2 separate regions of the Homo sapiens genome follow, and region 2 is linked to region 1. Evidence: read pairs that join two places in POLR2A ChIA-PET (ENCODE). Cell type or tissue: PC-9. All regions are shown on one strand. Each heading gives the region's core, and the rest is flanking DNA. Links, peaks and the distances in the headings are about the cores only. Region 1 overlaps MPHOSPH9 (M-phase phosphoprotein 9). Region 2 has its middle 26 kb from the start of MIR9902-1.

Evidence for each region. Peaks named below come from ENCODE experiments on the same cell type or tissue, not always from the same donor. Only the 100,000 strongest peaks of a DNase experiment are listed, where the experiment ranks them.
Region 2: POLR2A ChIA-PET joins it to region 1 with 27 read pairs; 3 of 35 experiments call an interaction of 5 or more read pairs at or near these places.

What each region holds. Positions count from the first base shown.
Region 1 is chr12:123,203,986-123,216,274 of GRCh38, forward strand. MPHOSPH9 (M-phase phosphoprotein 9) reads right to left here. Exons shown (of 24, transcript NM_022782.4): 7 at 10,759-10,849; 8 at 6,071-6,177. Among named protein-coding and RNA genes, the nearest start is that of MPHOSPH9, 23 kb to the right of the region's middle. In PC-9, for the core only: no CTCF peak of the experiment used is centred there; no DNase peak of the experiment used is centred there.
Region 2 is chr12:122,663,559-122,675,847 of GRCh38, forward strand. No RefSeq gene overlaps it. Among named protein-coding and RNA genes, the nearest start is that of MIR9902-1, 26 kb to the right of the region's middle. In PC-9, for the core only: no CTCF peak of the experiment used is centred there; DNase peaks (open chromatin) are centred at 5,983 and 6,333; H3K4me3 peaks cover 719 bases; H3K27ac peaks cover 2,089 bases.

The DNA.
Region 1 (12,289 bases), core at 2,996-10,995:
CAATAGCCAAGTTTTGAGGTAAGAAAATACTTCATAGGCTAGGCGCAGTGGCTCATGCCTATAATCCCAGCACTTCGGGAGGCCAAGGTGAGTGATCACTTGAAGTCGAGAGTTTGAGACCAGCCTAGCCAACATGGAGAAACCCTGTCTCTACTAAAAATACAAAATTAGCCAGGCATGGTGGCGCATGCCTGTAATCCCAGCTACAAGGGAAGCTGAGGCAGGAGAATCGCTTGAACCTGGAAGGCGGAGGTTGTGGTGAGCCGAGATTGCGCCATTGCACTTTAGCCTGCGCAACAAGAGCGAAACTCCGTCTCAAAAAAAAAAAAAAAGAAAACAAGATACTTCAGAATGAATGATAGAAGGATGAGAAAACTTTCGGCCAAATTAATTTCATATGGCTGAAGAAAAAGCACCAAGAGCTGGAGTTCCTTATCTATGTAGTTACAATCATGTTTGTTAAAAGAGTTGGCCAAACAAAACTAGGTGTCACAAAGTGACCCAATGAAAATAAGTCCCCCCCACCCATCACTTCTCAGCCTTTTGGCTAAGATCAAGTGAAAATAAGTCCCTTTATTCATTAGTAAAATAAGAAGATATGACCCTAGGCTGGACACGGTGGCTTACACCTGTAATCCCAGCGCTTTGGGAGGCCAAGGCAGGCGGATCGCCTGAGGTCGGGAGTTCGAGACCAGCCTGGCTAATATGGTGAAACCCTGTCTCTACTAAAAATACAAAAATTAGCTGGGAGTGGTGGCGCAGGCCTGTAATCCCAGCAACGCAGGAGACTGAAGTGGGACGATCACTTGAACCCAGGAGGCAGAGGTTGCAGTGAGTTGGGATCATGCCACTGTACTCCTTCACTCTAGCCTGGGCGACAGAGCAAAACTCTGTCTCAAAAAACAGAAGATAGGACCCTAATTTCGAAAAATTGAAATCAGGACCTCACTACACTAAAAATGTTGCAGAGAGGTCTAGGCTCTAAACACTAAAACTTTGGGCTTAAATTATTTCAAGGTGGGACGTATTATAGGGTGTGAGAGGAGAACCAATTAACCTTGGGCCTCAAATTTAAACTGTGAACACTGTCACAAATGAGATTACAGATTCAACAATAGATACACTGAAAACACTGAAAGAACACATTAATCATGTAGCTTTAAATTTGTGTCCCATTTCTAGACCCTACGTAGGCTGCAGAGCACCATGAATATGTATTTTTAAAACCTTGTGAGTGTGTGCATTAAAGGCATTAATTTGTTAAATCTAAACCTTTAAAATATACTGTGGTGGCTCACGCCTGTAATCCCAACACTTTGGGAGGCCAAGGCGGGTGGATCACTTGAGGTCAGAAGTTCGACACCGGCCTGGCCAATATGGTGAAACCCCATCTCTACTAAAAACACAAAAATTAGCCGGGTGTGGTGGTGCGTGCCTGTAATCCCAGCTACTTGGGAGGCTGAAGCAGGAGAACTGCTTGAACCCAGGAGGCGGAGGATGCAGTGAGCTGAGATCGCACCACTGCATTCCAGCCTGTGAAACAGAGCGAGACTCTGCCTCAAAAAAAAAAAAGTACCACAATTCCCATAATCCTGCTGTAGAATTCATTCTTTACATGCCAATAACCTAAAGAAGCCTTTTCAAGACCTGAAGCCTGTGAAGAGTAGCATTACTCCAGCTATGGCCACAGCCTGGTGGTCTGGGGGAATAGTTGGGGTTATTCTACTCAAAGCTCATGGGAATAGAAAAGTACCACTTTTCACCACTTTTATGTTCTTGTCATGTTAACATCTCTAAAGTAGGGATGCCTCTTGTAATTAATGGCATTTTATAATTGCTATTGCTTTGGGCCAAGTTGTGGTTGTGACAGACTGTCATTCCCTGCTCATGAGCTCAAAATTGGCCAAATAGGTATCAGCAGCTTGGAAGACAAACCTACACACTACAATGAAGCTCCTGAGGACCAATATTTAAGAGAACGGTGAATCAGACACGTTTAGCAACATACTCCACATGGGAGTCCAAAGCGGGCTAGTCCTACATGCTACTAAGACAGGTAAAAAGCAGAAAGGCCTTTCTATTCTTTTTAAAGAAATGCAGAATCGCTGATGCTCTTGGTGGGCTAGAGGAAGATAACGTGGGAAAACACAGAAACTAACACCAAGGTGAAGAGAGAGAAATGGCCAGGCATAGTGGTTCACATTTGTAATCCCAGCACTTTGGGAGGCTGAGGCAGGAGGATTGCTTGAGTCCAGGAGTTTGAGAGACCAGCTTGGGCAACATAGAGAGACCTTGCCTCTACTAAAAACAAACAAACAAAAAAAAAATGAGCCAGGTGTGGTTGCACATGACTGTAGTCCCAGCTACTCAGGAGGCTGAGGCAAGAGGATCGCCTGAGCCCAGGAGGTTGAGTCTGCAGTTATCTATGATGAAGCTGCTATACTCCAGCCTCGGCAACAGAGTGAGACCGTGAAGAAAGAAAGAGAGAAAGAGAGGAAGAGGAGAAGAGAAGAGAGGAGAGGAGAGGAGAAGAGAAGAGAAGAGATGAGAAGAGAAGAGTATAACACTCTGAGAAGGAAAGAATTTTAGCCACTTTTATTTCACTTATGTTTTCCTTTTTAAAGTATGCATAAGAGTTATATAATAAGCCAGGCACAGTGGCTCACACCTGTAATCCCAGCACTTTGGGAGGCTGAGGCAGGTGGGTCACAAGGTCAGGAGATCGAGACCATCTTGGCCAACATGGTGGAACCTCGTCTCTACTAAAAACACAAAAAAATTAGCTGGGTATGGTAGTGCATGCCTGTAGTCCTAGCTACTCAGGAGGCTGAAGCAGGAGAATCGCTTGAACCCAGGAGATGGAGGTTGCAGTGAGCCGAGATCACACCACTGCACTCCAGCCTGGCAACAGAGCAAGACTCCGTCTCAAAAAAAAAGTTATATAATAGGCCAGGCACAGTGACTCACAGCTGTAATCCCAGCACTGTGGGAGACCAAAGCAGGGGAATCACTTGAGCCCAGGAGTTTGAGACCAGCCTAGGCAACACAGCAAAAATCCTCTCTCTAATAAAAAAAAAAAAAAGTTACTGATACATAATAAAACCTATGTTTAAGTCTAAAGACTCTTTCCATAAGAATAAAATATAAATTCTAAAGTGGTTAAAAAAAAAAAAAAAAAAAAGCATTGTATCAGTCTAATTTATAAATTTTTCTTGGTAGAACATGAAATGGGAAACCTTAAAGTTGACAATACCGTAGAGTCAACAAAATGCAGTATCCACTTACTGATGTTCAAGATCAGATAACACTGTGAGCCCTGCAATTGCAAAGCCTACTAAGCCTGCCTTGCCCCCTACAATCTTACCCCCCTCATACTTCATTTCTCTGTGTTGACCTGTGTCTTTTTGTTCCTTTCATGAAGTACGGAACATTGGTTTCCGTCACTGAGACTCTGATGCTTACAAGTACATTGCCCCATCTGTCTGTCTGTATATGTCATTCATTTTTATGTCTCTTGGTTACTTTAATAGTATCTCTCCTTTTCCCCAGGTACTCTTTCATTACCTGATCAAAATACAGAAATGAAGGCCGGGTGCACTAGCTCATGCCTGTAATTCCAGCACTTTGGGAGGCCAAGGCGGGCGGATCACCTGAGGTCAGGAGTTCGAGAGCAGCCTGGCCAACATGGTGAAACCCTGTCTCTACACAAATACAAAACATAGCTGGGCATGATGGCAGGTGCCTGTAATCCCAGCTACTTGGAAGGTTGAGGTGGGAGAATCATTTGAACCTGGGAGGCAGAGATTGCAGTGAGCTGAGATCACGCCACTGCACTCCAGCCTGGGCAACAGAGCGAGACTCCGCCTCAAAGAAAAAAAAAAAAGAAAAAAAAAAATACAGAGGTGAAATAGGTACATTGATGTACATTTACTGAATAGTTTTATTTCTTTGCTCTTAAATTTAAAAAAAATGGGCCAGCGCAGTGGCTCACGCCTGTATTCCCAGCACTCTGGGAGGCTGATGTGGGTGGATCACCAGCCTGGCCAACATCACGAAACTCCCTCTCTACTAAAAATACAAAAATTAGCCAGGCATGGTGGCGCATGCCCATAATCCCAGCTACTCAGGAGGCTGAGGCAGGAGAATCACTTGAACCTGGAACCACTGCACTCCAGCCTAAGTGACAGACTGAGACTCCGTCTCAAAAAAAAAAAAAAAAAAAAATTTTTTTTTTAAATGTACCTTTCTTACTCAAAGAAAATCCAGCAAATTGGCCGGGCGCAGTGGTGCATGCCTGTAATTCCAGCACTTGGGAGGCCAAGGCAAGCAAATCACGAGGTCAAGAGATCGAGACCATCCTGACCAACATGGTGAAACCCCGTCTCTACTAAAAATACAAAAATTAGCTGGGCGTGGTGGCATGTGCCTGTAGACCCAGCTACTCGGGAGGCTGAGGCAGGATAATCACTTGAACCCGGGAGGCAGAGGTTGCAGTGAGCCAAGATCGCACCACTGCACTCCAACCTGGCGACAGAGTGAAACTGTCTCAAAAAAAAAAAAAAAAAGAATACAGCAAATTAAGTTGCTCATAACTATGGTGGAAATGGATCGCATAACAAATGAAAATGAATGGAGGTGTAACAAATGAAAAATCAACACCAATTCTGGGAAAAGGGGAAGAAATTAATAGCTGAGGACCTACTACATATGAAATAGTAGGCACAATCCATTTAATTTCACAAAACACTAACCAGCATTTTTTTTTTCCCTTTTTGAGACAGGGTCTCACTCTGTCACACAGGCTAGAGTGCAATGGTGTGACCTCCCGGGCTCAAGTGATCCTCTCACCTCAGCCTCCCAAAGTACAAGGATTACAGGTGTAAACTATGATGCCCAGCTCAAGCCAGCCAGAATTTTTTAAAAGTGGAATTTTTAATTCCACTTTTTTCTGTTGTTGTTTTTGCTGAGGCGGAGTCTCGCTCTGTCACCCAGGCTGGAGTGCAGTGGCACCATCTTGGCTCACTGCAATCTCCACCTCCTGGGTTCAAGTGATTCTCCTGCCTCAGCCACCTGAGCAGCTGGGATTACAAGTGCATGCCACCACGCCCAGCTAATTTTTGGGTTTTTAGTAGAGATGGGGTTTTACCATGTTGGCCAGGCTGGTCTTGAACTCCCAACCTCAGGTGATCTGCCCACCTTGGCCTACCAAAGTGCTGGGATTACAGGCTTGAGCCACAGCACCCAGCCTTTAATTCCACTTTTAAGAAGCATTGCTAAGATTACATAAGGCAAAAATGACAGACTGAATTTGAAAACAAGTGAGTATGATTCTAAAGCCCATGCTTTTTCCAGTATTTTAGAAGTTGAAAAATAAAATTTATACTGGAGTACTTAGCAACAATTGTAAAACACAAACACACACAGTTTTTTTTTTCTTTGAGATGGAGTTGCACTCTCGTTGCCCAAGCTGGAGTGCAATGGCACAATCTCGGTTCAGTGCAACCTCCACCTCCCAGGTTCAAGTGATTCTCCTGCCTCAGCCTCCCAAATAGCTGGGATGAACAGGCACACGCCACCAAGTCTGGTTAATTTTTTTGTATTTTTAGTAGAAACGGGGTTTCACCATGTTAGCCAGGCTGGTCTCGAACTCCTTACCTCAGATGGTCTGCCCACTTCAGCTTCCCAAAGTGCCGAGATTACAGGATTACAGGCCACCACGCCCAGTCCACGGTGTGTGTGTTTTGTTTTGTTGTTTTTTTTTTTTTTTTTGAGATGGAGTCTTGCTCTGTCACCCAGGCTGGAGTGCAGTGGCGCAATCTCCCCTCACTATAAGCTCTGCCTCCTGAGTTCACACCATTCTCTTGCCTCAGCCTCCCGAGTAGCTGGGACTACAGGCGCCCGCCACCACGCCCAGCTAATTTTTTGTATTTTTAGTAGAGACGGGGTTTCACCGTGTTAGCCAGGATGGTCTTGATCTCCTGACCTCATGATCCGCCCACCTCGGCCTCCCAAAGCGCTGGGATTACAGGCGTAAGCCACCGCGCCCGGCCACCGTGTGTTTTTAAATTACCTGGTTTGGTGACACATCTGTGGAAGACAATGATATGAACGTCTTCTCTAAAGTTTCAGGCAAAGAGTGGTGCATATCCTTTTCCTCTAGTTTCCAGTAAGTCAATCCTGATGTGCACAAACACACAGAATAGAAAAGAGTGAGAAAAAAACAAAAATGCTTTCTAGAATAACATTTCTACCTAAAGGAAATTAAATATGGGAAGAAATTAATTTTGGGTTAAAGTAATTTGAATTTTGATGGAAAAAAGTTATCTAAATTCCTTATTATGTAAGAGTCCTAACTGGATGCAAATGTTTAAAACTGAAATATAAAAAGTCAAGATGAGTTGGTACAATTTAAAATACATATTTTTGGCCAGGCATGGTAGCTCACGCCTGTAATCCCAGCCCTTTGGGAAGCTGAGGCAGGAGGATTACCTAACGTCAGGAGTTTGAGACCAGCCTGGCCAACGTGGTGAAGCCCCATCTCTACTAAAAATCCAAAAATCAGCCAGGTGTGGTGGCACACACTGTAATACCAGCTACTTGGGAGGCTGAGGCATGAGAATCGCTTGAACCCAGGAGACAGAGGTTGTAGTGAGCTGAGATGGTGCCACTGCACTCCAGCCTGAGTGATAGAGTGAGTGACAGAGTCTCAAAAAAAAATTAAAATAATAATAATAAAATAAATTTTTTTATTTTTTGAGACAGGGTCTCACTTTGTCACCCAGGAGTGCAGTGGTGCCATCTCAGTCCACTGTGGTCTCTTTTTTTGAGACAGAGTCTCGCTCTGTTGCCCAAGATGGAATGCAGTGGAGTGATCTCGGCTCATTGCAACCTCCGCCTCCCGAGTTCAAGCAATTCTCCTGCCTCAGCCTCCTGAGTAGCTGGAATTACAGGCATGCGCCACCATAACCAGCTAATTTTTGGTTTGTTTTTTCTTTTTTTTTTTTTTTTTTTTTTTTTGAGACAGAGTCTCACTCTGTTGCCCAGGCTGGAGTGCAATGGCACGAGCTCGGCTCACTGCAACCTCCGCCTCCCAGGTTCAAGTGATTCTCCTGCCTCAGCCTCCTGAGTAGCTGAGGTTACAGGAATGCACCATCACGCCCTGCTAATTTTTGTATTTTTAGTAGAGACAGGGTTTTGCCATTTTGGCTAGACTGGTCTCGAACTCCTGACCTCAAGTGATCTGCCTGCCTCGGCCTCCCAAAGTGCTGGGAAAACAGGTGTGAGCCACCGTGCCCAGACTAATTTTTGTATTTTTAGTAGAGATGGGGCTTCACCATGTTGGCCAGGCTGGTCTCAAACTCCTGATCTCAAGTGATCCTCCCGCCCCGGCCTCCCAAAGTGCTGGGATTATAGGCATGGGCCACTGCGCCCAGCCCAGCTCACTGGAGTCTCAACCTTCCAGGTTCAAGACATCCTCCTGTCTTAGCCCCACAAGAAGCTGGGACTACAGGCACACACCACCAAGCCCTGCTAATTTTTTTGGTACTTTTAGTAGAGACAGGGTTTGGCCATGTTACCCAGGCTGGTCTCAAACTCCAGAGCTCAAGCAATCCACCCTCCTCGGCCTCCCAAAGTGCTAGGATTACAGTTGTGAGCTACCAGGTCCAGCCTTAAAATATATTTTAAAATAGACAATTTCTTTTTTTTTTTTTTTTTTTTTTTTTCTGAGACAGGGCCTCCATCTGTCACCCAGTCTGGAGTACAGTGGTGCAATCACAGCTCACTACAGCCCTGACCTCCCGAGCTCAAGCCATCATTCCCTTTCAGCCTCCCAAGTAGCTGGGACTATAAACTCAACACCACCGCACCCAGCTAATTTTTGTATTTTGTGTAGAGACGAAGTTTTGCTATGTTGCCCAGGCTGGTCTCAACCTCCTGGGGTCAGGTGATCTGCGCACCTTGGCTTCCCAAAGTGCTGGGATCACAGGTGTGAGCCACCACGCCCAGCTGACAATTTCTTTGTGAGTAGTATAGACATACAGAATCAATGTAAATAATTCAAATGTTTATTGAGTACCTATAGTGCCAGGCTGGGGAGGCAGGAGGAGTGAGACATGAAAAGTAAGTAAATCATGCAGTATATAGGTGGTAAGCACTCTGATGAGATTTTAAAATAGGATAAAGGGGATATGTAGTGGGGGGTGCGATGGGCAGGCACTATTTTTGAATCAGGTAAACAGGGTTGGCTACTGAGAGGATAATTAAGAGGGCATCAGCCATTTTAGCCATGTATGAGGGAGCTCCCTCATACAGGGAAAAGAACATTTCAAGTATGGAAAACAGCCAATGCAAAAGTCCTAAAACCTATCTGGGACATTTGAGCAGACAATCTCCCTTCTCATCAAAGAAACGGACAGAGCACAGCCAGGCGCAATGACTCACGCCTGTAATCCCAGCACTTTGGGAGGCTGAGGCGGGCAGATCACCTGAGGTGGGCAGATCACCTGAGGTCAGGAGTTGAAGACCAGCCTGACCAACATGGAAAAACTCTATCTCTACTAAAAATACAAAATTAGCTGGGCGTGGTAGTGCATGCCTGTAATCCCAGTTTGGGAAGCTGAAGGCTGAGGCAGAAAAATCACTTGAATCTGGCAAGCGGAGGTTACAGTAAGCCGAGATCACACCATCGCACTCCAGCCTGGGCAACAAGAGCAAAACTCTGTCTCAAAAAAAAAAAAAAAAAAAAGGACAGAGTACAATCCCCAGCCTACAATGGTCGACTTTTTTTTTTTTTTTTTTTTACTTTATCATGGTGCAAAAGCGATATGCAGTCAGTAGAAACCATACTTTGAGTACCCATATGACCATTCTGTTATTCTTTTTTTTTTTTTTGAGACAGAGTCTGGCTCTGTTGCCCAGGCTGGAGTGCAGTGGCACAATCTCGGCTCACTGCAAGCTCTGCCTCCTGGGTTCACGCCATTCTCCTGCCTCAGCCTCTTGAGCAGCTGGGATTACAGGCGGCCGCCACCAAGCCCAGCTAATTTTTTGTATTTTTAGTAGAGACGGGGTTTCACTGTATTAGCCAGGATAGTCTCGATCGCCTGACCTCGTGATCCGCCCGACCTGGCCTCCCAAAGTGCTGGGATTACAAGCATGAGCCACCGCGCCTGGCTGACCATTCTGTTTTTCACTCTCAGTGTTCAATAAAGTATATGAAATAGTCAATACTTTATTATAAAATACTTTGTGTTAGATAATTTTGCCCAACTGTGGGCTAATGTAAGTGTTCTGAGCACATTTAATGTACACTAGGCTAAGCTATGATGTTTAATAAGCTAGGTGTACTAAATGCATTTTCAATTTTTTTTTTTCTTGAGACAAAGTCTTGGTATTGCCCAGGCTGGAGTGCAGTGGTGTGATCATGGCTCACTGCAGCCTTGACCTCCCAGACTCAAGCAATCTTCCCATTTCAGCTTTCCAAGTAGCTAGCACTACAGGCGCATCACCATCCCTGGCTAATTTTTTGACTCTTTTGTAGAGATGGGGTCTCAACTTGTTGCTCAAGTTGGTCTCAAACTCATGGCCTCAAGCGATCCTCATACCTTGGACTCTCAAAGTGCTGGGATTATAGGCATGAGCCACTGTGCCCAGCCCATTTTCAACTTATGATATTTTCAATTTATGGTGGGTTTATCAGGACATAACCCCATTGTAATTCGAGGAACAATTCAGTATAAAGTGAGGTCAAAGAGGTAACAGGGCTAGGTTGTTAGGCACTGTGGGCCCCTGTAAGGACTCTGTGAACAACAGGGTTTGGAGAGGAGGAGTCACATGATGTGACTTAACTTTTCAGAGGATCACTTTGTCTACTATGTTGAGAACAGACTGAAGTGTGCAAGAGTGGAAGTGGGGAGGCTGGTTAGGAAGACAGTAGCAACCCAGGTGACAGATGAGAGAACACTCTTAGGCTAGAAGCTGTGGAGGTTGTAAGAAGTGGTGCGATTCTAGAAAGATTTGTAAGGCAAAGCTAATTCATCCTGATGAATTGGATGTGGGATATGGAAAAAAAAAAAAGTCTGTATATAAGGCCATTAAGATTGGAATAAGCTCACCATGGAGTGTAAAGGATGGCTCAGAGGGTTTGAATTTAATTCATTTTGGACTACCCGAAAAAGGTTGATGATTTTTACAGCTGTTCAAAACAACTGCAAAAGTACTTCTTTATTCTCTTTACAGATCTTGTAACATAAATTAAGATAAGAAAGAAAGGTGGCTGGACATGGTGGCTGAAGCCTGTAATCCCAGCACTTTGAGAAACCGAGGCTGGTGGATTGCTTGCACCCAGGAGTTCAAAACCAGCTGAGGCAACATGGCGAAACCCTGTCTCTACAAAAAAATACAAAAGCTGGGCATGGTGACACCGCCTGTTGTCCCAGCTATTCTTGGGAAGCTGAGGTGGGAGGATCACTTGAGCCCAGGAGGCTGAGGCTGCAGTGAGCTGTGATCGCACCACTGCACCCCAGCCTGGGTGACAGAGTGAGACCCTGTCTCAAAAAACAAAACAAACAAAGGTAAGGCTGCTACCAGAGAACATCACAACACATAACACATTTACAAAACCATACTACTATACAGTATCATCCCATATGGAGAAATGTAGGCAAGTTGTTTTTTAAAAATAATGCTCTAAAAATCTAAGTACCTTCCTCTGAGTGTATGTAGTTTAGGTTAAAAAAAATAAAAATGTAAGTATCATACCTGTTCCTGAATCAGACATCCAAGCATTTGGAGTTTCATCTGGTTTACTGAGGTAAAAAGCACGAGGATGTGTAGCAGCAGCAAAATCAGACTACAAGAAAGAAAACTATTGATTGACAGCTAAAAGTCATTAGGCACAATCTGCTGACCCAAGAAATGAGAGCCAGGCCTCAAACCAGGTGGGGAGAAACCTTCAGAGGGTTCAAAGAAGAAAGCCTGGCCAGGCGTGATAGCTCACGCCTATGATCCCAGCACTTTGGGAGGCCGAGGCGGGTGGATCACGAGCTCAAAAGTTCGAAAACAGCCTGGTCAAGATGATGAAACCCCGTCTCTACTAAAAATACAAAAATTAGCCGGGCGCAGTGGCGGGTGCCTATAATCCCAGCTACTCGGCAGGCTGACGCAGGAGAATCACTTGAACCTGGGAGGCAGAGGTTGCAGTAAGCCGAGATCGTGCCACTGCACTCTAGCCTGGGCAACAGAGCAAGACTCTGTCTCAAAAAAAAAGAAGAAAGCCTGATTTCCCCATGGTTACAAGAATGCTAACTGATAGGAATTCACTGTTGCAGATTTTTTTTTTTTGCCTGTGTAATTTACAAAAGTTTATTTCGGTTCTCTGTGGAGCTGGAAGGAGAAAAATGGGGGCAGGTATTATTTCGTGAGTTCAGACCTAAAATGTATTTATAATTTGCCATTTACTTCCAAAACAAATTTGAAGTGCCTAGAATTAAAGTCATTTAGTATAAAAATTAATGTAAAAGCTCTAACAATTCATTTTTATCATAATTACAATAAATCAGATTAACTCTAAAAACCATAAATCAATAATATGAGCCTTAAGTAGTAGACTACTTCCTATATACAAACAATTGGTTAGTAGTCCCTGCTTACTTATCAATTCTAGTAAAAATTCTGAACAAATCAATCCTCACATCTCTGACACTGTCGCAAGAAATGTGTTTCCAGAGATATGTGATGAGAATATTTCTATCAGAATTTTTCTTATCAGGTCCCTCATGAAACTTTTAATTCCTGTAAAGAGTATGTAACCATCCATGAACCCATTGCCAAAGTAAAAGCACACTGAAATAACACTACCTACGAAGATGGGGAATTAACACATGAGCCTTATAAGGCACCACTTATTTTCTTTCTCATCAAGGAAGAAATTCCACCTGTTTCAATTTGTCTCACTACTTAAGACCAAGAGAAGGCCGGGCGCGGTGGCTCACGCCTATAATCCCAGCACTTTGGGAGGCCAAGGCGGGCAGATCACGAGGTCAGGAGATTGGGATTATCCTGGCTAACACGGTGAAACCCCGTCTCTACTAAAAATACAAAAAATTAGCCGGGCGTGGTGGTGGGGGTGTATTGAATGGCTTTTCTAGAGCTACCAATATAGTACTAAACGGCTTTTCTAGAATAAAACTAGCAACACAGTACTAAAGGGCTTTCCTAGACCACAGACGCTTTTGTGGTTCATAGAGCTTCATTTACCTTCACTTCCCTCCTCTTCAATATAAATCTGAAA
Region 2 (12,289 bases), core at 1,564-9,563, 540 kb before region 1:
GGTTTCACCATGTTAGCCAGGCTGGTCTCAAACTTCTGACCACAGGTGACCCACCCCCCTCAGCCTCCCAAAGTGCTGGGATTACAGGCGTGAGCCACCGCGCCCGGCCTGTTTTTCTTTCTTCATAGTTTATGAAATAATGATACACAGCTTCTAAGAGATGGTATCTGAGACTTGATTAAAGACCGGTTCCAGTTCTTCATGAGGCTCCACAGTTTCCAGAGCATTCTTGCTTGCCCACGATTGCTTCTATAACTTCCATCACCTTGGTCACCTGAGTGTGCACTTGGCTTCTTGCATCCCTGAGGGCCCCAAGTAACCCACAAAATCAGACAAATGTTGGACAAGAAACAGTAATTAAACCCAAAGCTTTGCAGGCCGTGAGTGAACACCATTCCCCCAAACCCTGGATTAGAGAGAGACAAGGGGGCAATTTACCTCAAGGGCCAAGATCCCTTCCTTACCGTTTTTATTTATTTATTTATATTTATTTATTCATTTATTTATTTTTGAGACGGCGTCTCGCTCTGTCGCCCAGGCTGGAGTGCAGTGGCGTGATCTTGGCTCACTGCAACCTCTGCCTCCTGGGTTCAAGCGATTCTCCTGCCTCAGCCTCCCAAGTAGCTGGGACTACAGGCATGTGCCACTATACCCAGCTAAGTTTTTGATTTTTAGTACAGATGGGGTTTCACCATGTTGGCCAGGCTGGTCTCGAACTCCTGACCTCAGGCGATCCGCCCACCTTGGCTTCCCAAAGTGCTGGCATTACAGGCGTGAGCCACTGGGCCCGGCCTTAATTTTTGTATTTTTAGTAGAGACAGGGTTTCAACGTGTTGGCCAGGCTGGTCTCGAACTCTTTTTTTTTTATTTTCATTTTTTTTGAGATAGAGTCTTGCTCTGTCACTCAGGCTAGAGTGGAGGGGCGTAATCTCGACTCACTGCAACCTCCACCTCCCGGGTTCAAGCAATTCTTGTGCCTCAGGCCCGCAAGTAGCTAGGATTACAGGCACACGCCACTGTGCCCAGCTAATTTTTTGTATTTTTAGTAGCAACGGGGTTTCACTATGTTGGCCAAGTTGGTCTCAAACTCCTAAACTCAGATTGGTCTCGAACCCCTGGCCTCAAGTGATCCGCCCACCTCGGTCTCCCAGAGTGCTGGGATTACAGATGTGAGCCACTGTGGCTGGACCCCTCACTGTTTTAAAGACTTGAATTATTGAGGTATTTGCTTTAAAGGTAACAATCTTTACAGTGTTGAGATACAGACTAAGGCCGGGTGCAGTGGCTCATACCTGTAATCCCAGCACTTTGGGAGGTCAAAGTGGGAGGATTGCTTGAGCCCAGGAGTTCAAGACCAGCCTGGGTGGGCAACATGAGACTTCAACACTATAAATAATTAAAAATTAGCTGGGCATGGTGGTACATGCCTGTGGTCCCAGCTTCTCAGGAGGCTGAGGTGGGAGGATCACTTGAGCTCAGGCCATCGAGGCTGCAGTGAGCTGTGATCACGCCACCACACTGCAGCTGGGGTGACAGAACGAGACCTTGTCTCAAAAAAAAAAAAGAGAGAGATTACAGACTGGTCTTTAGCTCAGTGTTTCTCGACCTTTCTTTCTCATTATTGCCCCTCCCCACTTTGCCTTTTTAGATTTTTTTCCTTAGATTTCCCACCATGAATTTTTTTATTGTGAAAAGACATATATATATATATAACATAAAAGTCACCATTTTAAAGTGGTGTTAAGTACATTTATAATTTGGTGCAATTCTCACTCCACTTTCCCGTTCTAGAGCGTTGTCTTCACTCTAAACAGAAACCATTAAGCTGTCACTTCCCATTCTCCCCTCCCCGCCAGTCCCTAGTAACCACTAAGGTTACTGTCTACAGATTTTGCCTATTCTGGACATTTCATGTAAATAGAGTCATATAAAATGTGGCCTTTCGTTCCTTCCTTCCTTCCTTCCCTCATTCCCTCACTCCCTTCCTTCTTTCCTCTTTTCTTCTCTTTTCTCTTTTTCTTTTCTCTTTTCTTTTCTTTTCTTTTCTTTCTTTGTCTCTCTCTCTCTGTCTCTCTCTCTTTTTTTCAGTGCAGTGGCGTCAGCATAGCTCAGCGAAGCCTCGACCTCCCCAGGCTCAAGTGATCCTCCCACCTTAGCCTCCTGAGAAGCTGGGACTACAGGCATGCGTCGCCACGCCCGGCTAAGTTTCGTTTTTTTTTTTTATAGAGATGGGGTCTCGCTATGTAGCCCAGACTGGTCTCAAACTACTGGGCTCAAGCGATCCACCTGCCTCAGCCTCCCAAAGTGTTGGGATTGCAGGCATGAGCCACTGCACCTGGCTCGTGTCTTTCAGTCAGCATAATGTTTCAAGATTCATCCATGATGCAGCATTCCTTGTCTTCAGTACTGCATTCCTTTTCATGTCTGAATAGTATTCCTTTGTGTGGATAGACTGCCTTTTGTTTATCCATTCATCGGTTGATGGACATTTGGGGTTGGGTTACTTTCTGGCTATTGAGAATAGTACTTCTGTGAATATATGTATTCAAATTTTTGTTTGAACACTTGTTTTCAATCTTTTGAATATTTTCCTAGGAGTAGAATTGCCGGGTAACATGGCGATTCTGTGTTTAGCTTACTGAGAAGCTGCCAAACTATTTTCCACAGTGGCTGCATCATTGTATATTCCTGCCAGCAATGCACGAGGTTCCAGTTTCCCGATATCCTCGCCAACACCCTTCCTCCCATGCAGCTTGATTTTATTTTATTTTATTTTATTTATTTGGTTTTATTTCGAGACAGGGTCTCTCTCTGTTGCCCAGTTTGGAGTGCAATGGTGTAATCATGGCTCACTGTAGCCTCAAACTCCTGGCTCAAGCCATCCTCCTATGTCGGCCTCCTGAGTATGGGAAAACAGGTATGTATGACCACACCCAGCTGATTTTTAATTTTTATTTATTTATTTATTTGAGACAGGGTCTCACTCTGTTGCTCAGGCTGGAGTGTAGTGGTATGATCAAAACTCACTGCAGCCTCAAATTCCCAAGCTCAAGCAATCCTCCCACCTCAGCCCTCCAAGTTATTTTTTATTTTTATTTTTGTAGAGATGGGGTCTTGCTATGTTGCCCAGGTTGGTTTCAAACTCCTAGGTTCAAGCAGTCCTCCCACCTTAGCCTCCCCACTATACTTGGCCCCATGGAATTTTTTTTTTTTTTTTTTTTTTTTTTTTTTTTTTTGTGACAGAGTCTCACTCTGTCGCCTAGGCTGGAGTGCAGTGGCATGATCTTGGCTTACTGCAACCTCCCAGGTTCAAGGGATTCTCATGCCTCAGCCTCCCAAAGTAGCTGGGATTATAGGCATGTGCCACCACGCCGGGCTAATTTTTGTATTTGTAATAGAGACGGGGTTTTGTAATGTTGGCCAGCTGGTCTGGAATGCCTGACCTCGAGTGATCTGCCCACCTCGGCCTCCCAAAGTTCTGAGATTGTAGCCACGAGCCACCGCACCCAAATTTTAATTCCACAGGCCAGGTTCGGTGGCTCACACATGTAATCCGAGTACTTTGGGAGGTCAAGGCAGGCAGATCACCTAAGGTCAGGAGTTTGAGACCAGCCTGGCCAACATGGTGAAACCCCGTCTCTACTAAAAATAACAAAAATTAGCCGGACGTGTTGGTGTTCACCTGTAATCCCAGCTACTAGGGGGACTGAGGCAGGAGAATCACTTGAACATGGGAGGCAGAGGTTGCAGTGAGCCAAGATCATGCCACTGTGCTCCAGCTTGGGAGACAGAGTGAGACTCGACTCAAAAAAAAAAAAAAATTCCACAGATAGACTGTGTATTTGTTTATATACTGTGGTCCTTGGGAGGGCAAACCTTGTGTCTAATGGAAACACGTGCAGGGGACACAGACTCAGAAGACTATAGGAATTTATAAAATCACTGCTGGCTCACCAAAAACACAATAGCCAACCCTTCGGGCCAGTAGGCTACCAGATTAAAGACTCTGATTCATCTTATTTTGTTAAAATTTATATATAGACAGACAAATACAGAATCTTTTATTGGGTATGTTAATGTGTTCATATATCTATTTTTTTTTTTTGAGACGAAGTCTCACTCTGTTGCCCAGGCTGGAGGGCAGTGGCACGATCTCTGCTCACTGCAACCTCCACCTCCCAGTTCAAGTGATTCTCCTGCCTCAGCCTCCCGAGTAGCTGAGACCACAGGCACGCGCCACCATGCCCGGCTAATTTTTGTATTTTTAGTAGAGACAGTGTTTCACTATGTTGGCCATGCTGGTCTCAAACTCCTGACCTTGTGATCTGCCCGCCTCAGCCTCCTAAAGTGCTGGGATTACAGGCGTGAGCCACTGCTCCTGGCCTTTTTTTTTTTTTTTTTGTGAGATAAGGTCTCACTTTGTTACCCAGGCTAGAGTGCAGTGGCTCAATCTCAGCTCACTGCCCACCTCCCAGGCTCAAGCGATCCTCCCACCTCAGCCTCCTGAGTAGCTGGTACCACAAGCACACACCACCACACCTGGGGTAATCTTTTTTTTTTTTTTTTTTTTTTTGTAAAGATGGGTTTCACCATGTTTCCCAGGCTGATCTTGAACTCCTGGATTCAAGCTATTTGCCCACCTCGAACTCCTAAAGTACTAGGATTACAGGCTCGAGCCACTGCACCTGGCCCATATACCCAATTTTATTTTAGACTACTCCAGGCAAACTTAGTCCTGCAAACTTTACCTGTGCTGTAAATATTTCAGGCTTGCAAGTCATGCAGTCTCTGTCCCAACTACTCAACTCTGCCTTGTAGTGACAAAGAAGCCACAGATCATACGTAAATGAATGCAAATACTCTAGGGTGAGAGGACAGAGGCCCCTGGGGTGCACACTCTAAGGAGACACTCATCTCAGGTCCTGAAAGTGCAGGGGTGATGCTGAGAGTGAGCGAGTGGTTCAGCCTCTCCCTAGTCCTGGCCCTGTGAATAGCTATGTTCCAATAAAACTTTATTTATAAAAGACTTTATTTATTTTTTTAAAACTTTATTTATAAAAGGTGGCAGGCTAGTTTGGCCTGTGGGCTGTGGTTTGCCACCCCTGGTAAAGCTTTTTCTCATCTGACTCCTGGTTTTCCAGCTCAACCCACATAAGTCTCCCAACCCCTCCCTACAAGTAACAGATATTAACCCATAGGCGTTCTCTATGCTTTCCTGTGTCTGCATAAAGTCCTCTACATATAGATATTTTTTGTTTCATAAAAATGGGAGACAATGTACACATTTTTTGTATCATGCTTTTCACACTTCACAATAATTTGCGGAAACTTTGCCAGTCAGAGGCATTGATTTCTTTTTTTTTTTTTTTTTTTTTTTTTTGAGACAGTCTCTTGCTCAGTTGCCAGGCTAGAGTGCAGTGGCGTGATCTCAGCTCACTGCAACCTCCGCCTCCTGGGTTCAAGCAATTCTCCTGCCTCAGCCTCCTGAGTAGCTGAGACTACAGGCATGCACCACCACGCCCAGCTAATTTTTTTGTATTTTTAGTAGAGACGGGGTTTCACCATGTTGGCCAGGATGGTCTCGATCTCTTGACCTCATGATCCACCTGTCTTGGCCTCCCAAAGTGCTGGGATTACAGGCGGGAGCCACCACGCCCGGCCGGCATTGATTCCTTTTATATAGCTATATGATATTCCATAGGGTGGAAGTAGCATTATTCGTTATGCCTTTTCTTTTTGATGGGCGTTCACTTTGTGGTCAGTTTTCTGCCACATGCACACACACAAAAACAGTGCTCCAATACACATTCTTGTCCTTAAGTGTTGGTGTTTTTATTTCTTTGGATAGATTCTCAAGAGTGGGATTAGAAGATCAAAGGGTATGTTTAGTTTCCATTTTAACAGATGTTGCCAAATTGCTTTCCCAAATGACTACAAAACTTCATATCTGAGCATGCCCTTTTCTCCATATTCCTGCCAGCATTTGAGATTTTTTTTCTCGTTTTAGCTTGATGAATCAGTTTATTCTGAGGAATGTAGAGAGATGTCTCATTGCTGCTTTCATTCGCAAGTGTCTGACCCCTGTAAGTTTGAGGGTCTCTTCATACTGTTGGTTACCCATTTGGTTTTGCTCCTCCGCAAATGGTCTATTTATAGTCTAAGTCCATTTCTGTATTGGTTGATTCTCTTTTTCAGAACAATTTGTAAAAGCTCTTTATATAGTGTCCATTTGACTTTTGGCTTTCATCTACAAAGTGATTAAGAGGTTTGGTGCTGGGGCAGGCTGCCAAAGGTTACATCTTGACTGAGCCCTGACTGGCCACATGACCTCAGCAAATTATTTACCTTCATTATTTAACCTCTGTACTCAACTATAAAATAGTGATCATCATCATCATCATCACGGTAATTCCTCCTTCATAGTGCTGTTAGAGATGATGAGTTAATGTGTGTCAGGTACGTAGAATTCAGCCTGGCACACACTAAGTTCATCAATAGAAGTTGGTGACTATTATTTGTATTACAAATATTTTTTCAGCTCCATCATTTGAATTGGTTTTATTTCTGGTATCCCTTGTCACACAAAATGTTTCAGTGTTTATACGGTCAAATATATCCGTCTTTTTTTCCCCTAGCTTCTGAGTTCCCAGGCTTGGTAAGAAGGTCTCCTTGGGCCGGGCGCGGTGGCTCACGCCTGTAATCCCAGCACTTTGGGAGGCCGAGGCGGGCGGATCACGAGGTCAGGAGATCGAGACCATCCCGGCTAAAACGGTGAAACCCCGTCTCTACTAAAAATACAAAAAATTAGCCGGGCGTAGTGGCGGGCGCCTGTAGTCCCAGCTACTTGGGAGGCTGAGGCAGGAGAATGGCGTGAACCCGGGAGGCGGAGCTTGCAGTGAGCCGAGATCCCGCCACTGCACTCCAGCCTGGGCGACAGAGCGAGACTCCGTCTCAAAAAAAAAAAAAAAAGAAAAAAAAAAAGAAGGTCTCCTTGTTTCCTTCATGACTAATTTCCTCACTCTTAAAATGAGAAACATAGGACCTACTATTTTCCTCACTGAAGTACCCTGTCCTCTCAGCTCCTTGATCTCCCCTCCCCTCCCCTCCTTTCCTTAGCAGGGTTTCTCTCTGTTGTCGAGGCCAGAGTGCAGTGGCACGATCTCAGCTCACTGCAGCCTCAACCTCCCACACTCAAGCAACTTTCCTGCCTCAGCCTCCCAAGTAGCTGAGACCACAGGTGCGCACCACCACGCCTGGCTAATTTTTGTATTTTTTTTTTTTTTTTTTTGTAGAGACAGGGTTTCGCCATGTTGTCCAGGCTGGTTTCAAATTCCTGCCCTCAAACAATCCACCTGCCTCGGCCTCCCAAAGTGCTGGGATTACAGGCGTGAGCCACCGCGCCCAACCCTCCTTGATCTATTTCATCCCTAAAAGAAAAAAAATAAACTATTTTTCTCTACACTCACAACACTCCTGACACCCACTGGGGTTTCCACACCAAGCAGCACTCCAGTTCTCTTTGGACACTGACTGGGTGTCCTACAGTTCAAATCTGACACTGTTCAGCCTGGAGTTAGCATCAGATCCCACAAGCTAAAGGGCCCAGTTCACAAGACGGCTTCCATCCACTCCAGACCCCAATCACAAGTCCCAGCTTCCCACAGGTACTTTTTTTTTTCCTTTCCAACTTTTATTTTAGATTCAGAGGGTACATGTGCAGGTTTGTTCCATGGGTGAATCGCGTGTTGCTGATGTTTGGTGTACAGATTGTTTTGTCACAGGGGTAATGAGCACAGTATCTCATAGGTAGTTTTCCAATCTTCTCCCTCTGCCTCCGCTCCACCCTCCAATAGGCCCTGGTGTCTGTGTTTTTCTTTGTGTCCACGCGAACTCAAGGTTTAGCTCCCACTTATAAGTGAGAGCAGGTGGTGTTTGTTTTTCTGTTCCTGTGTTAGTTCACTTAGGATAATGGCCTCCAGCTCCATCCACATTGCTGCAAAGGACATGTTTTATTCAGTCTTTTTTTTTTTTTTTTTTTTTGAGATGGGGTCTCTTGTTACCCAGGCAGGAGTGCAATAGCTCAATCACAGCTCACTTCAGCCTCGACCTCCCTGGGCTGAAGCAATCCTCCCACCTCAGCTTTCCGAGTAGCTGGGACTACTGCGTGCACCACCATGCTTGACTAATTTTTTGTTTTTCATTTTTTTTTTTGTAGAGACGGGGGGTCTCACTATTTTTGCCCAAGCTGGTCTAGAACTCCTGGGCTCAAGTAATCCTTCCACCTCAGCTTTCCGAAGTGCTAAGATTACAAGCGTGAGCCACCATGTCTGGCCGATTGTGTTTTTTATGGCTGTGTAGTATTCCATGGTGTATATGTACCAGACTTTGTTTACCCAATACACCTGTACTTCCAACTGACCGGATATAAATCAAAAGTTCCCACAGTCCAATCCTCAGGTTCAGTAATTTGCTAGAATAGCTCACAAAACTCGGGAAAACACTTTACTTATATTTATTGGTTTGTCATAAAGAATGCAACTAAGAAACAGCTACGTGGAAAGAGATGCATGGAGGATATAGTATGGGGCGGGAGTGTGCAGAGCTTCCATGCGCCCTCCGATGTGTCCCTCTAGCACTTCATTGAGTTCACCAACTCAGAAGCTCTCTGAACTCTGTCCTCTAGGGACTTTGTGGAGACTTCATTATGGAGGTGTGACTGATTAAATCACTGGCCACTGGGCCCAGTGGCTCACGCCTGTAATCCCAGCACTTTGGGAGGTTGAGACAGATGGATCGCTTGAGCCCAGGAGTTCAAGACCAGCCTGGGCAACATGGTGAAACTGTGTCTCTACAAAAAATACAAAAATTAGCTGGTGGTGTGCAGCTATAGTCCTAGCTACATGGGAGGCTGAGGTGGGAGGATCGCTTCAACCTGGAGAAGTTGAGGCTGCAGTGACCCGTGATCATGCCACTGCACTCCAGCCTGGGTGACAGAGCAACACCTTGCCTCAAAATAAAACAAAACCATTGGCCATTGATGATTAAGTCAATCTCCAGCCCCTCTCCCCTCCCAGAGGTCAAGGGGTGGAGCTGATAGCTCCAATCCTGTGGCCATGCCTTGGTCTTTGCAGGGAGCAGCCCCTGTGCTAAAGCTGTCTGGGGACTCCAGCTACCAGTCATCTCATCAGCATATTAAAAGACAATCACCACACTCTGGGGATTTCAAGGGTCTTAAAAGCTCTTGTGTCAGGAACCAGAGACTAAGAATAAAAATAATCGCAAAGGATGTTCACCTATCCTCAGGAAATTGCAAGGGTTTTAGAGGCTCTGTGTTAGAAACCAAGGGCAGAGATCAAATATACATTTCTCCTGTCGCACTCCCCTTCTCCCTCACCCCAGTGAGATGACACCTTTAGAGCGCTTTCGCTTCCCCTCTCTTCCATTTCCCCTGCCCCCTGTTCCCTGAGAGACTCATGAAACACATCTATTCCCCACCCCACTTTCTGAGGTTTGGCTGAGATAATCTAGCATTTCTTATAATTTCCCTTATGGGATATCCGTTTGGTTTCAATAATCCTCTTTTCTAAGGGTCCTTCTCTATTACACAAATCCCCAGTCTATCCTGTTCCATTTTGAGTTAAAATGTCATCTGCCTATGTTCTTTTTTTTTTTTTTTTTTTTTTTTGAGATGGAGTCTCACTCTGTCACCCAGGCTGGAGTGCAGTGGCATGATCTTGGCTCATTGCAATCTCTGCCTCCCAGGTTCAAGAAATTCTCCTGCCTCAGCCTCCCAAGTAGCTGGGATTACACGTGTGCACCACCACACCCAACTAATTTTTGTATTTTTGGTAGAGACAGGTTTCGCCATGTTGGCCAGGCTGGTCTCAAACTCCTGACCTCAAGTGATTTGCCTGCCTCAGCCTCCCAAAGTGCTGGGATTACGGGTGTGAGCCACCGCGCCCAGCCCTGCCTATGTTTTGAACATGGTTTTCGCTCTCTTTCTTTTTCCCTTTGTTAAGTCTTCTTTTCAGGGCTATTTGCAGCTTGATCAGGTCTTTTCCAAGTAGTGCCATCAGATGGAGGGTGCGCCAGGGTTGTCTCTGAATTTTCTTTTTTTTGAGACCAGGGTCTTGCTCTGTTGCCCAGGCAGGAGTGTAATGGCGCAATCATGGCTCACTGCAGCCTCGACCTCCTGGACTCAAGCAATCCTCTCACTTCAGCCCCCAAGTAGCTGGGACTACAGGCACATACTACCACGCCTGGCAAATTTTTTGGTATTTTTTGTAGAGACAGGGTCTCACCATGTTGTCCAGGCTGGTCTCAAACTCCTGCACTCAAGTGATCCCTCCCACCTCAGCCTCCCAGGGTGTTGGGATTACAGACGAGAGCCACTACGCCTGCCTGATTTCTTGAGTATCTTTGAAAATCTACCTGTTGCTTCAATTGATGAAAAAAAAATTTTTTTTCTTTTTTTTTGAGATGGAGTCTGGTTCTATTGCCCAGGCTGGAGTGCAGTGGTGCAATCTCGGCTCACTGCGACCTCCACCTCCCGGGTTCAAGTGATTCTCCTGCCTCGGTCTCCTGAACAGCTGAGATTACAGGCACCTGCCACCACTCCCAGCTAATTTTCGTATTTTTAGTAGAGACGGCATTTCACCATGTTGGCCAGGCTGGTCTCGAATTCCTGATTTCAAGTGATCCATCTGCCTCGGCCTCCCAAAGTGCTGGGGTTACAGGCGTGAGCCATTGCGCCTGGCCAAAAAAAATGTTTTGAGAACAGAATAGAGGATTCTTGGATTGCTGTCCTTTCTCTCCCTTCTCTGTAGATAAGAAGTGTAGATTACTCTCATCTTTCAGTAATGCAGATGAAGTCTGATTCTAGTCTGAGATTTTTCTTTCGTATCTTCTTTCTCTGCTTGACACTTGTAAACTGTTGTTTTTTTTTTTAATCTTTCTGAATTTTTACCAGAATAGGCCTCCAGAAGAGTCTTCTCAGTGCAGCCAGGAACTCAGTGAGCTCTTTTAATCTGCAGTCTCAGGTCTTTATTAGTTTTGAGGAACTTTACTTCTATGATTTATCTGTTGCATCTTCTCATTTTAGAACTCCTATTATGTACATATTAGTTCTTCGGGAGGAAGGATATCCTCCCACCCTTCTTTTTTTTTGAGACGGAGTCTTGTTCTGTCACCCAGGCTGGAGTGCAGTGGCTCGATCTCAGCTCACTGCAAGCTCTGCCTCCCGGGTTCACGCCATTCTCCTGCCTCAGCCTCTCCAAGTAGCTGGGACTACAGGCACCCGCCACCACGCCCGGCTAATGTTTTGTATTTTTTAGTAGAGACGGGGTTTCACCGTGGTCTCAAACTCCTGACCTCGTGATCCGCCCGCCTCGGCCTCCCAAAGTGCTGGGATTACAAGTGTGAGCCACTGCGCCCGGCCTATCCTCCCACTCTTATATTTTCTCACAAGATCTCCATCTCTTTGTAATGTTGCTCTGTTTTGAGATCTTTCTTGTACTTTATCTCCCAGACTAATTTGAGTCTCAGTTGAGGCCCTACTGGCTTTTAATTCTTAATGGAATTTCTTAGAGCTAAAATAATCATGTATTTTAGCTCTAAAAGGTCATTTCTTTCTTTTTTTTCTTTTCTTTTTTTTTTTGAGACGGAGTTTCACTCTTACAGCCCAGGCTGGAGTGCAATGGTGCAATCTCGGCTTGCTGCAACCTCCGCCTCCCGGGTTCAAGCTATTCTCTTGCCTCAGCCTCCCAGGTAGCTGGGATTACAGGCATGCGCCACCATGCCCAGCTAATTTTTGTATTTTTAGTAGAGACTGGGTGTCACCATGTTGGCCAGGCTGGTCTTGACCTCAGGTGATCTGCCCGCCTCGGCCTCCCAAAGTGTTGGGATTACAGGCATGAGCCACTGTGCCCAGCATGAAAGGTCATTCCTATGCTGTATTTGGATTTCCTGAAGGTCTCTTGTTTATTACTGTTTTTAATTCAGAGATGCCCCTGTCTGCTTCAGCACTGTGGGTTCTCATTTCTCTGTGGGCTCCTGTGTCTGGGTGCTGGGGCCCCTTCAGTGGGTCGTTAATCCTCTTGGTCAGTCACTCGGTCAGTCAAATCCGGTTGTTGATGCTTTCCTACATGGGTAAATCCCCAGGTAGAAGTAGGTGGAACAGCCTCTGCTGCCATGGGCTTGGGACATAGTGTGTCCGGAATTGGTGGGTTCTTGGTCTTACTGACTTCAAGAATGAAGCCGCGGACCCTCGCGGTGAGTGTTACAGTTCTTA